2 separate regions of the Mus musculus genome follow, and region 2 is linked to region 1. Evidence: chromatin loops called from intact Hi-C (ENCODE). Cell type or tissue: heart. All regions are shown on one strand. Links, peaks and the distances in the headings refer to the core of each region. The heading gives the core; the rest is flanking DNA. Region 1 overlaps Lrrc3b (leucine rich repeat containing 3B). Region 2 holds the start of Top2b (topoisomerase (DNA) II beta).

The links. Hi-C counts contacts between places; a loop is a spot of excess contacts. Peaks named below come from ENCODE experiments on the same cell type or tissue, not always from the same donor. Only the 100,000 strongest peaks of a DNase experiment are listed, where the experiment ranks them.
Region 2: a loop joins it to region 1, with 2.5 times the contacts of the local background. A loop is called at or near these places in 10 of 42 quality-filtered maps.

Annotation. Positions count from the first base shown.
Region 1 is chr14:15,353,393-15,358,771 of GRCm38, forward strand. It overlaps Lrrc3b (leucine rich repeat containing 3B), which reads right to left. Exons shown (of 2, transcript NM_146052.4): 2 at 4,123-5,369. The coding sequence starts at 5,212. The coding sequence ends at 4,433. Among named protein-coding and RNA genes, the nearest start is that of Gm31577, 34 kb to the left of the region's middle. In heart, for the core only: a CTCF peak has its summit at 2,290 (motif pointing right); a DNase peak (open chromatin) is centred at 2,339.
Region 2 is chr14:16,361,498-16,366,876 of GRCm38, forward strand. It overlaps Top2b (topoisomerase (DNA) II beta), which reads left to right and starts at 3,709. Exons shown (of 36, transcript NM_009409.2): 1 at 3,709-4,229. The coding sequence starts at 4,182. In heart, for the core only: a CTCF peak has its summit at 3,184; DNase peaks (open chromatin) are centred at 2,784, 3,574, 4,214 and 4,424; H3K4me3 peaks cover 2,899 bases; H3K27ac peaks cover 2,626 bases.

The DNA of each region.
Region 1 (5,379 bases), core at 269-5,268:
TTCCTCTGTTTTAGAGATGCTTAAGAAATATGCTCAAGAGAGTATAAGGGTTTGGTTTGAGCCCCAGGGAAAGCTACAGTATGCTCTTCAAGGCAACTTCTTAGGTAAGATCTGGAGACTGGCTGTCATTCAGTGTCTGCATACGTGCAAGAAGAAAACAAATGCACTTACCTTTTTCTTTTTTACTAATAAGTTGCAGAACATTTGCCAGACTTGAAAGGGACATACATCATGAAGTTGATTAACTCACTGCTAGCACTGAACTTGGGGACAGCTTTAAAAAACAATTATGAATTTCCTTAGAAATCCCAGTCTCAAACTTAGGGCACCACTGAGCAGAATTGTTGTTCAATGTGATTATTCTCTAGTGCCTCACCAATTCTTTTTCTGGCTTTTGAAACTCAGTTGTGTAATATAAATATGGAGATAGAAAGGAAGCGAGGAACTGAGAGAGGGGAAAGTAGGAGGAGGGAGTGAAAGTGGGAGAGAAATAGAATAGAGAGGAAGAGAGAGGGAGAGAAGAGGATGAGAGGAGAGAGGAGGCTGGGAAAGCAAGAAACTCCTGGTTTCTTTGATGCTGAAGAAGTTCCATCAATACATTATCAAAATATATTAGAGTTCTCTCTTCACTGTCACTACTCTGAAAAAATGGAACTCTCTGTCCATTTAGTAGATTTGAAAGACTAAAACATAATGTTCTTGAGCTAAAAGAAAAATATTGTAGATCCTGGATGGGTCTTTGAATGCATTCTGGATCAATTCAAACTGCAGCATACAGATCTTCCTTTCTTGGGTTCTGTTTCATAACAGACCTGTGGGAGTTGAGCTTGCCCCTGTATTAGTTTGCTTTTTATTGTTTATTTTTATTGTTGTTCATCAAAACAACATGAGCAGGAGGACCTTGGGGAGGAAAGAGTTTGAAGATCGACCTACAGGAAACTTAAAGACAGATGTGAATCCCCAAAGCTTCAAGGCTTTCAATTTCTGTATCTGTGAGCTCGGCAGATAAGACTCTTCCCAGGACTCTCAACCGCAACACTGTAGGAAGTCTGCCTTCAGAAGCTGAACAGTGATAAGCAGAGTCTTCCATTTCATCCCTCTGCCAGTAAGCCGAGAGACCGACTGTCTAAAAGATACATCAATAAGAAAAATGCAGGGCACTTAGACTGCTGTATGCTTGGTGATATCAGAGCAAGAATTACTGTGAGGAATCAGAGACAGACATGAAAAAGAACACTGCTCACCCTGCAGACTATACAGAGTGATTACAATTTGTCCAAGTAGTACTGGAAGGTCTGTCTTCCATTATGTAAGTTTTTATCACTTTTAAATGTGTTCTAGTTGAGTTGGCATGTTTTATGATTTGCTTTGCTTGAGAGATAAGCACATTGTCAAAGATTAGATTAAAATTCCAGGGGCATTTTTTTTTTAATTTAAAAGGTGGAGGTTGAGAGAAATCACAGACTGGAAAAAGGTACTTTAAATATTACTATTTAATGTATTAGAACTTCAGATGCTCTCTGCCTAGGACAATAATATGGAAGTGGATTTAAAAAGTCTTCCTGTAGTTCACTGTGAATAGGAACTCCTGCAGGGCAGTGGGAAATGAGACACAGATATAGGGTCAAGACTTCAGGTTCTCAGGTAGCAACTCTTTCACTCATCACCTCTATACACTGTTGGCCTAGTGGGTGGACATTCGTAAGCTCTAGCAATGAGGTCATTTCCCTTCTGTTCTGTCACAAATTGACATGGTAATCTATTACTTTAGTTGTTTTATTTGATTTTTATTACCTAATAATCCTCTATTCAATTCATGGACACGTAAATTAGTGTTTTTCTTTTTGGAGTACCGACGACACTATAACCTGACAATCTACATAGAGAAATCAAGGAGGGAAGTTCCTGATAACCTGTGGTATCTCTCAATTCTACATGAGGAATTGCAAACCAAATGTGTGGTTATTTAACTCTTTTTCATTACTTCAAGTATAGTATGTGACTCTTCTCACCAAGTCCTCAGAGACCTTTCCTTTATAAGACAATTTATTGGACTAATGGATTGGCCACGAGGAAAATAACATTTCATTACTAAGAGCATGAAGATGATTTTGGAAGGAATGACCTGGAATGGATTATCTTATCCACCTCTGGAAGATTTTCCAAAATGAATGTGACTCATACATGCAGATAAACACAATACTTTTGTTAAATTTTCAAAACTGTTAGAGCTAAACCTTTATTGCCTCTTTCCAGTTAGTACTTACACTGCATTTTAGCATTGTCCTCCAGGCGGCGCTGTCTCCTCAGTATGGGTCTAACTGTCTCCAAACCAAAGGCAATGCAGGCCATCTGACTTTAGTCTCCCTGGATACAGCAGTTCTAGGCCCACATCCCAAGTCTCACATCTGAGAGTTATCTTTGTGTTTTGGCTAGACTTCTTGGGATGGCTAAAGACGGTGTGAGCACACAGTGACCACTGCTCTGAGTGTCTTATTGATTTTTTCAGCAGGCCTTTCAACAGACTATGGTTACAGTCAGCACTCCCGGCCTTCAAGGGGGATGAAACTGAGTTTTAACATCCTGAAGACAGTATCTTGTAGGTTAGATAGGGCCCTGTGCCTCACTTGGGGCACTCTAGCTTCTTTCCTCGAGGGGCCTTATACACAGAAGTTCCCCTCTGGTTTTAAATGGAATTGTCATGTAATTTTCTGTAAACCAATGTGCCAGAGGAACCAGCTACCTTGTATAGTTGAGTCTGTGGCAGAATGGCAGGACATGAATGTCAGAGTGTATGTCATGTGCAGACGTATACAATTTTCAAATCTCTCAAAACTTAATATTTGTGCATATGCTATGCTTTCCAAAATTGCTGGGGTTCTGGGCCTATTATATAGAAGTATCTCATAGAGCTTCCGAAGCATTAACTAAGATAACTTAGAAAACTACTAATGCATAGTAAGTGTTCCATCAGTGGCATGGGATAACAGATTATGACATTCTTCAGTGTGAAGTCACCATAGGGTTGGGACTTGTATCTTACTCTCTACCTTCACTTCCACATCTTTGTCCCTATGCTCCCATGGCTTTGACCCTCCATGCTTACCTGACACATTCATCCTAAAACAAGCAAGCAAGCAAGCAAGCAAGCAAGCAAGCAAGCAAGCAAACAAACAAACAAGGCCATCACTCCCCATTACAGAAGTCAAATGTGCTTCCAGGATCTCTGCCCATAGTTGAGTCAGACTATCTCCTTTGTGTGGCAGATATGCAGGAGCATATAGTAACAAAATTCATTCAATTTCATGTTGGTCATTTTAATCATGTAAACTCTGCATTTGTAAACCAACTTGAAAGGATTATCAATGAAATACCTCTATTTAGAAAAGACCTGGTACACCGGGCATGGTGGTGCACGCCTTTAATCCCAGCACTTGGGAGGCAGAGGCAGGCGAATTTCTGAGTTTGAGGCCAGCCTGGTCTACAGAGTGAGTTCCAGGATAGCCAGGGCTACACAGAGAAACCCTGACTTGAAAAAAACCAAACCAAACCAAACAAAACAAAACAGAAAAGACCTAGTTCAAACTCAAGCTCTAACACCTGGCTGGTGGCTGGACCTCTGTTTTATATGCACGGCCAGTGTTCACTTTTTCCTCTGGTGGTGAGAGGTATGGACAGTAGCAGTATCCGGATACCCACACAGAGCGTCCGCTGAGGGCGTGCTTGCCTCCTTCCCAAGCCTAACTCTTCCTGGATTCACCACACACTCCTGCCCACCAAAAGGCCAGCAGGAGGATAAGATTCATGGCATTGTTTACTTTCCCATTTCATCCATCACAGAGTAGAAGCATGTCTGACCTACCCGTTTAGAAAAGTAGATGCTTGCCAGCAGACATTCTAATACACTCAAGTCCTCGAGAAATACATCTGTATAAACATCTTGGCTAGCTAAATCTGGCAGATTCTTAACTGATCAACAATTTAGCTCTGGCTCCCCAGACTGCAATGAGGCCGAATGACACATCATCTTTTAATGAGATAGTCTTACCGTCACAGGGCTGTCTGTTTTACTTCGGTGCAAGTGCACTGACTATATTGTGTCTTAACCAATAAGGCACACTGTTTTCCATGGTTCAAAGTTAAGCTTTTATTCAGTTTTAAATTAAAAAAATAAATTTCATTATTAAATAGTGAGATGGGTCTAACTAATGTTCAGAGAGTTTGTTACTCAGGAACCAGAGGTCACAATTAATGGGGGGGGGGGAGATCACCTAAACTAAAATTATTAGTGTTGTTTGTGTAAAGTTCAACAGTGGCATGATTCCAAAGAAACTAAAATACAAAGTTTTAAATGTGTACAATGAAGGGGGAAATGAATCACTTATTTTCCTACAAACAGAAGCTCCCTTCCCAGTGCCAGCCAGCATGGCTACTATACCACAGTGCTAATGTCATCAGGCTCATCTGCCTTCTTTTGCCTGCTTGGCAGGGATTTCAAGTATTCAAGGTGTCTCCGGGCATCCTCCTGATTCTGCCTCACGTAGTACACCACATAAGAGATCACCATGGTGAACCAGCCAAACATAGTGACGAGCATGGCATAGTCAGTAGTCTTTTTAGGGAGGTTACACAGGTCAGCGTCATTGGCAGCATTGAGGAAAGGTCTCCCAGCGTGCTCATCCAACACTGATGTCTTGCAAATCACATTGTGTGCTGTCTCATGATTGGATGCCATGCTCCTGAGAACTTGCTGGAGAGTACAGTCACAATGCCATGGGTTGTTAGCAATCCTAGCCCTAGCCTTCAGATTATTGAAGGCATTTTTGTGCACACTTTGAATCCTGTTGTCAGACAAGTCCAGGGTCTGCAGGGTTTCTGCTACTCCTTTGAATGCATGCTCGTCAATAAACTCGATGCCGTTTTTGGACAGGTTAAGCACTCTCAGTTGATGGAGGTCCTTAAAAATCTCATTGGGGATGGATGTGATCTGATTGGAGTCCAAATACAGCAAAACTGTTTCAGGAGGGAGATCTCTGGGTATTTCCTTGAGATTTGCATTGCTACAGGTGACATTTAACCCTCCAGAGGAAGAGCAAAGGCAGCCCTTGGGACACATACTGGCAGAATGAAAACACAGTATCATCAGTACAAAGCTTTGGAGGAGGAGACACATGGAGAGGGAGCGGGACAGCCACAGGTCGACCAGATTCATCCTGCAACCTCTGCATAATCACGAGTCCATTCCTCATTCACTCCAAGGGTTGCATGTGTTCTGCCCCTGACCACACTCTGGATTTCCTTCCTGGGTGGTTCAAAAGGATGCAGCTAGCACACAGCCTTCTTCATTATTCCTGTCCTTGATTGGGAACCTAAAGGAAA
Region 2 (5,379 bases), core at 67-5,066, 1.0 Mb after region 1:
TTATTTCTATTCATAAAGTATTTTTAAAAGGAATAATATCAAGTAATTTTAATTTACAGAGTATTGTAACAATAGCTGTTTCATTAAAAACTATATCAAGATTGGAGATTAGTAGTAGATAGTGGTTCTGCTGGCTTCATAGTGAAACACTGTCAAAGCAAAAGACACAGAAACCCAAAGCAACAACTGATATTGAACTTCCATGGTTGTTAATGAGAAACTTATATATATATGTGTGTATGTATATGTATAGATATACATATTCATATATACATATATATAATATTATATATACAATATTTTATACTTGTGGACATAGATTTGACTTCAAAAGTTTTTCATTATGAGCCATGCTTGTTACTGAATTTAAGTTGTCTTCAAATGTAGTAGGTATACATATACAATGAGTATATAGTAGTTAAAAGACACAAGGACAAATATAGCCAGACTTGGTAGCCCAGGGCTATAATTCCATTTAATGTGGAATCTGAGGTAGGAGGATAGAATGTTCAAGGTCAGCTTGGGAAACTTAGAGAGACTGTCTCAAAGTAAAAAGTAAAAATAATGAAACAAAACAAAAAGAAAAGACTAGGAATAGCTCAGGGTAGGTGTACTTTCTTAAGTTGTACATGGCACTATCCTCATCATCATCACCACCACCACCACCATCATTACCATCATTGTCACCACCACCATCACCACCACCACCATCATTATCATCATCATCATCATCACTATCACCACCACCACAACCACTATCTACTACTAATCTCCAATCTTGATATAGTTTTTAATGAAACAGCTATTGTTATAAAGTCTGTAAATTGAAATTACTTGATATTATTCCTTTTTGAAAAATACTTTATAAATAGAAATAATTTAAAAGACATGAGTATATCAATGAAAATACAAATATCTTTGCAAATGTATATACTTATTTCTAAATGTGAAATATGAGAAAATCCATTTTTAATATTTAGAAGAACAAATTACAAATGCACTCAGCTTTAATGCTTTACATCTTTACTGGGTTAGAGAATGAACACCATTTTTGGTTCTTGAGTGAAAGAAAGCTTTCTTTGCTTTTTTCTTTTTTATTCTGTCATGTATTACAACTGGACCACAGTTTGTTCTCCCTTCTCTCTTCCCAGTCCTTCTCCTCCATTTCCCCTCTTCCCCCAAAACACTCCTCCTCCATTTCCCTTCAGGAAAGAGCACGCCTCCCAGTGATATCAACCAATCATGGCATATCAAGTTACCATAAGACCAGGGACCTCCCCTTATATTAAGCTGGAAGAGGCAACCCAGTAGGAGGAAAATCATCCCAAAAGCAGGCAAAAATGTCAGAGACACCCCCTCCACTACCACTGTTGGGTGTCCCACAAGAAGAAATAAGGTAAGGGTTGTAGGGGGAAGAGGGGGACACAACAAGAAAACCTACAGGATCACCTAACCTGGGCCCACAGGAATTCACAGAGACTGAACCAACAGCCAGAGAACCTGCATGGGTCTGACTCAGGATCTCTGCTTACGATACACTTACTGAACAGTATTCTTGATGGAAACTCTGTGGTCAAATTTTGAGCAACTGGTTTTATTATAAAAAGTCTTTCAGCAGTTGGGATTTACCTAATTGTCACAAATGTCTGCTTTAAAATATTCATTTGCTCATTTAATTTTGTGTACTGAATTAAAAAAAAAAACTATGTATACAATTGTTTTGCCTGTGTGTATATCTGTGCACCATTTGTGTGCCTTGTGCTCAAGAAGGCCAGAGAGGCCATTGGATCCTTTGGACTAGAGTTACAAAAAAGTCTTGAGCTATTACGTGGGTATTGGGAACTGAACCAGGGTCCTCTGGAGGAGGAACAAGTTCTTTTAACCTCTGAGCCATCTCTCCAGCCCCTAGGTTAGTAACAATAATTAGAAAAGTTTATTTACACTTATAAAGCCAATGACTTTTAAACAGTGCATCAGAGGGAGATGAATTTTACTAATTAACTATTTGGATTTTGGGTTCAAAATTTGAAGCTTAAGAGTTTTTAAAATGATGTTTTAAAAAGAAGACAAGAGCTGAATATGGTGGTTATTCGTGGAATCCCAGCGATTGGGAGCCTGAGATAAAGGATCAAGGGTTCAAGGTCAGCCTAAGCTACAGCAAGACCTCTCAAAATCAGAGAAAGGGACAGCTTGGCTTTTATATAAGCATACATACATTTATCTGTAAAATTCCCAACCTTTAAAATCATCTGTTTTCTAACATGAAGTATTTGGGTACTTAGGGATGTAAAGTCACAATACATAAATGAGTATAAGTCCCCAGGTAAGAAGGCCCGATGATGGACTTGGGAAAGCTGGTAACATGACTGTGGTGCTTTAGAGTCAGGGGCGCAGCCCAGCTTAGATCCTGCCTAGCGCTTTATAAGCTTTAACACTAGATTCAAAGTAAAGAAAGGTTTTGGTGTTCTTAGTCAGAATCCCCAAATAAACTGAAATTCCACGGTCTCCAGAGAGCTAATTAAGAACTACATTGAAATGATTTCCGTGTTTCAGAGCTCCCCACTTGGATTCAGAATGCAGCAGCGATTGAGAGGTGTGACCCCAAAGTTTCCCTTAAGGGAAGCACTCAGCTGCCGGAGAGACTCAAGGAAATACTTTCACAGAAAGTTGTTAGCTCTAGCTGGGTAAAGTTCTTCGGTGTGGTGTCCTCCTGTTAGTCACTCTTGGAAGATTGACGTCGGAGGAGGCTGTTGTCCCTTTAAACCCATTGCCACGCCTGACAGAGCATGGCTGGGAGTATGCCCAAAGAGAACTTGTTGAATGCAATTCCATTTACAGGCTGGGTGAAGTCAAGAGCTCTTCCATCTGCCAAAAGCTTTGGCGTTGCAAATTTTATTCTTAGAAAGCTTCCACACGAAAAAAGTCTATTTCATGATGTGTACCTGAAAGCTGAGAAGTGACAGGGACCTGTCTGCATTGTTGGGAGGAAAGGTCTGTAGCCAGAAAAGGGAGTCCTGACCCGTTCGCATTCCTTCCCGGGAACGTTCTCTGGGCACTCTTAGCACCCCAAGTTCCCTAACTGGTGGCACTGAAGACCGCTTGCCCTGTTTAGGGGCAAGGCAGAGAGACGGTCGGTCGGGGGTCGGGCGGATGCAGCAGCAACCTGGGGCCTGAGCGCGGGGTCCGGCTGCTCTAGGCGGCGCACGGTCCCGTCTGCAGTTCGCTAGCTCCCTCCGGGGCCCAGTCCCTGGGGGCGGCTAGGGCTTCCTGCCTCCCTGCCCCCAACCCTCCCCCCCCCCCCCCCCGCTCCCGCTCCCCCCGCGGCCTCGCGGCAAGTCTGCAGGACACAGTCCGGAGGTTTCCACAGCCCTTGTCCCAGGACTCCCGGCTCCTTTGGATGCCCCGGAATGACTCTTGACAGCCGCCTGCTCTCCCTTCTGACGGAAACCCCATTCACTCGCCTCGCTCTCCCTTACACTCTCTCTCAGACACAAACAAAAAACCCAAGTCTGCCTCTCAGTTGCTACCCGCAATGACGTTTTCCCCTCGGGTCCCGCCCCCCTAGGGGCCTGAAATTTTGGGATTGGTCGAAGTACTGTAGTGACAAGGCTGTGATTGGACGATCCATGGTTGACTGACAGCCGGTGACCACCGCACCCTCCCCCTCCCGGAGCGCGCCTGTGTGTGCCGTGTTATGCCGGACTAAAGGGAGGCCACCACGGCGGCTCTGTTTATTGTCCCTCTTGGACTGTGCTCCGGAGGACCGGTTCAGACGCCGCTTGGGCGGTTTTGAGGCAGTGGCGGCCTTTGAGGCTGCGGCGACCGCGGCGAGGACTCTGCGGCTTCGGTGGCTTGAGGAGAAGCAGCGGCTCATTCCTGTCAGGGCTCTGGCTCGCGAGTCCTAGCCGGCCCGCTTCAACCTCGTCCCTCATCCGCGATCCCAATCGCCCGCGTGGGTCCCGGAAGGCCGCGCCGCATCGCCAGCCCTTCCTAGTCCTCGACCACTCTGTAGGCCCGGGCGCCGCGCTCGAGTTTGAGGGCGGCGGGCAGCGCGGCCTCCTCAGCGGCTCGGGCCCGCGATGGGGCGCGGCTAGGAGTGCTGCGCGCAGCGGTCAGTGCGAGCGGCGGGCCCGGCGTCCCCGGAGCGCGAGCAGCCCCTGGCCTGCACGGGAGGCGCTGCCATGGCCAAGTCCAGCCTCGCGGGCTCTGACGGGGCGCTGACCTGGGTGGTGAGTGCGGCGCGGGCGGGCGCATTGTTCGTGGGCCGCGGGCGACGCGGGCGGGGTGAGAGCGTGGTGCGGCGGGCGCCCTGTCAGGCTGCAGTCGGGGCCTAGCCCCGTGTGCCCTTTCTCTCTGCTTTCGCCTCCACCAAGGCTCAGGCTGCTGAACAATGCTCACCGGAAACTTCAGGGTGCACACCGAGAGTGGGGGGACCGCGATAATGCGAGCCTCCGGGCCAACCCTCCATAAGTGCAGCACCAGAAAATAGTGCCCGGTATGCTACGGCTTCCGGCGGCCTGTCCCAGAGGAATGTGCACTTGAATGGTCACTGCGGGTTGCGCCTCCCCAGAAAAGGCTCATTCCGCAGAGAGGGTATTTGGGACGACTTTGACAGCAGGCTAGAGACCGCCCGCGGGATTAAAAGAAGAGTTTACTTACGTCAGCCTCCCGTGTACACCGTGTGGGGGCCCAGGGGTGTCCCTCGGAGGTGAGGGGGTGCTTAAGCCTGAACTTGGAGGATTGCAGAGCTCAGTTCCTGGAGGGAGGTGGACTTAGCAAGTGCAGCGGGAGCAGTTGGAACGCGGCTCCCAGGACAGATCGATAACTCCAGCATTTCACTTACTCAGCACTGAGTTCAGACCAGGGTCATTTCCCAAACAAAACACCGGACTTAGTAGATGAGGCCAGCAGCTTGGACAGAAAATTTACACATTTCAGGGACTTTAACACATCCCTTCCAGAGGATCCTAGTTCCCCGCCTTTTGAACACACTAAGGAACTTTGGTATTGGTTGGCATTTTTGTTCCTTGTTTTCTTTGTTTGGTTGAGGTTTCGATGAGGCTGGGGTAGCAGTCGTTTCTATCGACAAGTGTTGTTTATAAAAAGGATGTTTCTATGAAGAGCAGAAAAACAGTTTCAGCATTTGCAGGGCCTCGAGAAGATACTTTACAGTGTAACTTGCCAGGTACTTATCTTCAAATCTCCAGACATACGTACTTCTAGACAGTATAGAAGGCGAGCGTGGAGAAGAAAAGTTAGATAGTAAGGTAGTGGATAAGTGTCCATGAAAAGAATGATTGAAATTACTGTCCCTTATCGGATACTAAAACTAAACATCTGAACATGTGTGATCATATGCCAGTGTCACTGGTAATTGTG